2 separate regions of the Homo sapiens genome follow, and region 1 is linked to region 2. The links are chromatin loops, found by intact Hi-C in ENCODE. Cell type or tissue: B cell. All regions are shown on one strand.

Evidence for each region. Peaks named below come from ENCODE experiments on the same cell type or tissue, not always from the same donor. Only the 100,000 strongest peaks of a DNase experiment are listed, where the experiment ranks them.
Region 1: it touches region 2 in a loop (7-fold over the local background); 107 of 110 quality-filtered maps call a loop at or near these places.

What each region holds. Positions count from the first base shown.
Region 1 is chr3:195,105,120-195,107,619 of GRCh38, reverse strand. The region is part of intron 3 of XXYLT1 (xyloside xylosyltransferase 1); the gene reads left to right. It overlaps LOC124909476 (a long non-coding RNA gene), which reads left to right and starts at 1,077. Exons shown (of 2, transcript XR_007096226.1): 1 at 1,077-2,500. RefSeq lists a silencer at 1,020-1,189. In B cell, CTCF peaks have their summits at 812 and 1,013; a DNase peak (open chromatin) is centred at 1,049; H3K4me3 peaks cover 327 bases.
Region 2 is chr3:194,670,320-194,672,819 of GRCh38, reverse strand. It overlaps LSG1 (large 60S subunit nuclear export GTPase 1), which reads left to right and starts at 629. Exons shown (of 14, transcript NM_018385.3): 1 at 629-756. The coding sequence starts at 658. In B cell, CTCF peaks have their summits at 975 and 1,181 (motif pointing left); a DNase peak (open chromatin) is centred at 339; H3K4me3 peaks cover 1,608 bases; H3K27ac peaks cover 1,298 bases.

The DNA of each region.
Region 1 (2,500 bases), 430 kb before region 2:
TCCTCCTCCCCTTCCTCCTCCCCCTCCTCCTCCCCCTCCTCCTCCCCCTCCTCCTCTCCCCCTCTTCCCCCTCCTCCTCCCCCTCCTCCTCCTTCCTCCTCCTTCTTCTTCTTCCTCCTCCTTTCTTCCTTTTTTTTTTTTTTTTGAGACGGAGTTTTGCTCTTGTTGCCCAGGCTGAAGTGCAGTGGCATGATCTTGGCTTACTGCAAGCTCCACCTCCTGGGTTCAAGCGATTCTCCTCCCTCAGCCTCCTGAGTAGCTGGGATTACAGGTGCCCGCCACCATGCCCGGCTAATTTTTGTATTTTTAGTAGAGGCGAGGTTTCGCCATCTTGGTCAGGCTGGTCTCGAACTCCCGACCTCAGGTGATCCGCCCGCCTCGGCCTCCAAAAGTGCTGGGATTCCAGGCGTGAGCCACCGCACCCGGCCACCTCTCTTCTTTTTGAAGGGCGTCTGGACTCAGCTTTTCGTCTTGCTGAAAATGTGAAGCTGTAAATGAAAGTCGTTCTGGGCAAAACAAAACGAGAGCTCTCCATTCCACCAGGCAAAGGGCAGGTGCCTGTGTGTGTTTGGGATTTATTTTTATTTTCTAATCCCATTGCCAACAGAAAAAGATTCTGTGGAGCCTCTGATTGTATTACCATCCGGGAGCCGTTTATCTGTCGTCTGTGGGATGCTTGGCCCGATGTCCAGGGCTCCAAGTGTCTACTCTCCTCCCCCCGTCACCCCCACCTCTAGGGGGTGTTTTGGAGAATTTGGCCTTGGCCTAGGAGGGTAAGTGCCCAGGGTTCCATTCTGTCTCAGGGTCTTAGGACGGAAGCCAGACAGCTTGATGGTCCTGAGGCAGACAGAGGTGGCAGCTGAAGACAGTGGTGAAAGAAGTGTGGAAGAGGACTTGGCTCCTGATGACCTGATGGGTGGCCAGCCCCCCACCCCAGCTTCTTTGCTGGGGGCGCCCCAGGCCCCTCCCGCTCTGCGGCCCTCCCTGCCGCGGCGTGCCTGCAGTTCCGCGCCTCGCCGGCAGGGGTCTCGCCTGTGTCGCGGCCGGATCTGCACGCGGGTCTAAGAACTCAGGGCCCTCCCACCGCAGCCCCGAATCACCGAGCCCTGGAAGGTTCCAGCGAGCCCGGCGTAGACACCGCCGTGAGGCCCGGGAGAAGGGAAGGGGCAAGTCCAGTGAGAGAGGGTGTGTGCGGGGCCGTGCTGGGGCCAGAACCTTTCAGGGGGTTGGGGGTGAGGGTTAGGTGGGAGTGCGGAGCAAGAGCATCTCTCCATCAAAAACACAACAAGAGCATCTCTCCATCAAAAACACAACAAGAGCATCTCTCCGTCAAAAACACAGCAAGAGCATCTCTCCATCAAAAACGACACAGCACAGCAAGAGCGCCTCTCCGTCGAGAACACTAGTGAATGACAGAATGGCAGTGTATTGAGCTTCCACAAAGAGGTTTTATTGTTTTTTTCAGAGTGATCATATGAAGTAACTTTATTGATTGGTAACTTTATTAATCATAACAAATTGGGCACTTTTGGATAAAGAGACCACGTTTAATTTAAAGTATTCTTTTTCCATAAGAAGCAATACCTATGGTGTTCAAGTCAATAGTTAAATGCTACGCGCCGGTGAAATGCTGCCGACATTAATCAGAAGTAAATAATACAGGAAAGGGGAAGGCTTTAGTCTTACTAAGAAGTGATGATATGAGAGTAAGGGAAGGTGGGGAATAAGAAGTATGCCATGGAATGCTGGTGACAGCTGGAAACGTCACCAGGAAAGGAGAGAGGGAAGCGCAGGGAGGCCAGGAATAATACCATGGTTTCCTCACAGTTTCACCGACGGTGGGAAAATGACCTGGGGGGCTCTGCCATGGTGTAGGTCTGGCTCAGGGATCCCTTGGCCCCCGCTGATAGTTGAAACAGGTCTCCAAATCACTGCTCGGTGGCCCCGTGAGTGGACGCGGAGGCGCAGACTTGGCTGCAGCATTCAGGGATGGACTCTGTTGTTAAACGACAATTTCCTGTTATGTCATTTTCTCCACCATCTGACACACTTTCAACACTCACATACCTTTGAACAGAAGTTTAAATAAAAGTCTGTTGACTTTGCACTTGAGTCCTGCTGTGGACTTCACGTGGCCCTTTGCCTTTGGGCGTAAGTCAGACGAGATGATGATACGGTGTGTAGATATGTCTGTTTCTCTTAAACTTTGGTGAATATCCTGGGGACAGCTGTACTCTCCAGTCACAGGATCAAAGCTTACTGCATCTTCCTGAAGAGTCAGTTTTACTCAAAGATTTAGTAGAGGGAAAATTCGTCTGTTAAAACATATGCTTATATATTATAGAGTTTTAATTTTTCATAAACCATTTAGATAAGACACACTTTGACACACTTGGTTGTGTCCCAGGTCCCCTTGACATTCACCTCTTTCCTATCCATGGGGTCAGCATATTTTGTGGTTTTATCATTCTTGTGATAGTATTTGACCATTATGAACTGG
Region 2 (2,500 bases):
TTGAAATAAAGCGTAAGTCACTTCCTGTTGGCTTTTCCTACAACCTTGCCAAGCTCTGGAAATACTATTCAGCCTCTCATTCCAAATTCACATCCAGGCGAAGACTTTTCTCCCCAGTTCGCAGCTGGGGTCGGCTAGATAAACAAAAAGTTAGTTGCTGTGCTGGACCTCGGAGAGACCACACCTCGGGACGCCAGCAGAAAACCAGCGCTGGGAAACGCCCCCGTCCCAGCGCCACCGAAACACTCTTCCTCCGAGTCTCCGCGTCCTCCTGACGGAAGCAGCGGAAGGCGGAGCTAGTGCCGCGAATAGGAACCGCCATGTTTCCGACGTGCTCTAGTTTCTCGCCGGACGCTAAAGACCGACGCACAAATTAAGAATGGACCATTCTTTTAACTCAGTCATTTATCCAAACTCGAGACATTCGCCAGGAAATCTATCGAAAATTTCCCAGAACCATTTTTTCACTTATATTCTATAATACTGGTAAAATCGAGACGTAAAAGGAGAACTTGAGAACAAGTCATTCTGCTTTCCCCTCTCAAGTTTGAGCCTGAACTACTTGGGCTCGCTTATCGTCACTTCCGGGGATCGAACTGTGAATCCCGGAAACTGCACGCGCCGAGCCGGGAAGCTTCGTCCAGCGGTCGTGTTGCCATGGGCCGGAGGAGAGCCCCGGCCGGTGGGTCGCTGGGACGGGCCCTTATGCGCCATCAGACTCAGCGGAGCCGAAGCCATCGTCACACTGACTCCTGGGTAAGACAGACCATGTCATCTTTCTTATCTTTTCTGTCTAGCCTGAGTGCTGCAAAATTCGGGGTCAAAAGTCAGATAAGTTTTGCAGGAGGGACGCCTCAGCCGGGTTTTGAAGGATGAGTTGGAGTTTCTGCCAAGCTGAGTAGCAGGCCCTCCTCCTGGCAAGGCCCAGAACACAAAGGTAGGAGAAGCTTGAAAGAAGAGTTAGTGTGGTGATGAGGCGTGGAGTGAGAATCTGAAGAGTCTTCAATGCCAGGTCTTGAGTACGTTTGGGTTTTGCCCTAGAAGCCACTGAAGTGCTTGGAACTTCCAGAGCAGGAAAAAGACAAAACGTATTTTTGTATTGATTTGTTCAAAGAATGGATCCTCCAGAAGCGGTTGGTTACTGCCAGAAATATAAAATAATTCAGATCCTTGCCTCATCCTTGCGAAGCACCCCCTAGTGGTTTAGCTCAAAGATAAATCATTGATTTTTCAGGTGTGACAAGACCTAATATTTTACTAGGTTATAGAAGGATCTTTAAAAAAATGAATGAAGTGATTTGGCTTGTGTTCATCATTCTAGTCGTTATTTTCACCATTCATTCCCCCGGGAATGAATGAGAACATGTTGAGTGCTAAGATCGTGTGCTAAATTTAGTTAAATATGTCCCTGGAGCTAAGTAAGCGTGTGCCACTGTCACACCAGCTGACTTTCATCCATATAGTCTGCAGAGTAAACAGCATGGAGTGCTTATCAGTATTCATCAGGTCAGAGTTACTCTGGACATTAGATTACTGGTAATTTTTATTAGCTTTGAAGCAACTTGTTACTAATGAAGCCTTTTAGGAAACTGTGGGAAGATTGAACATGAATGGTAAAGAATTGGATCCTAATTCCTTATTTTTGCTGATTCTATGCCCACTTAAACTTTTGGCCCTTAATATTTATTTAGGAAATTCATTCATCATTCAGTTATTCATTTTTAGAGACAGGGTCACACTCTGTCACCCAGGCTAGAGTGCCAGTGGTGTGATCATAACTCACCAATTCACTACAGTCTCAAACTTCTGGGCACAAATAATCCCCCTGCCTCAGTCTCTTGAGTAGCTGGCATTACAGGTGCACACCATCAGGCCTGGTTGTTTGGTTTTGTTTGTTTGTTTTGGAGAGACAGGGTCTTGCTGTGTTGCCCAAGCTGATCACAAACTCCTGGCCTCAAGCAATCCTCCTGCCTTAGCCTCTTGAGGAGCTGGGGTTACAGGCACAAACCACCACGCCTGGCAATTTTTTTTTATTTGTATCTATACTAAGTATATAGCTTAGGGTGATGGTTATCAAACTCTGGGTTGTGTCTGGAAGTCAATTTAGTGGTCTGCAGCTAGCTGTTTTGTTTTGTTTTTATTTTTTCCCCAGCAAGATAGAGAAATATCAGAATGTTGCATGTAATAGGGTGTGGTTTCAGTATTCTTCTATTGCCATTTTACTGTACTGAACGGTACTTGAATGCTTGTATCATTATATGTACATACACCTTTGGGTCACTATGTAAAATGTATTTCTTATTGTGGGATTATATCAAATAAAGTTTTGACTAATTTTGACTAGCACAGTCAGACAATCTGGGTTCAAGTTCTACCTGTGCCATTTAGATTTTGACTATAGGCAAGTTATTTTATCTGCTGAAGCCTTAGTTTCATCATCAGTAAAATGGAAATACAGTAAAATTCACCTCAAAAGATTTTGAAAATTAATGAAATGGTG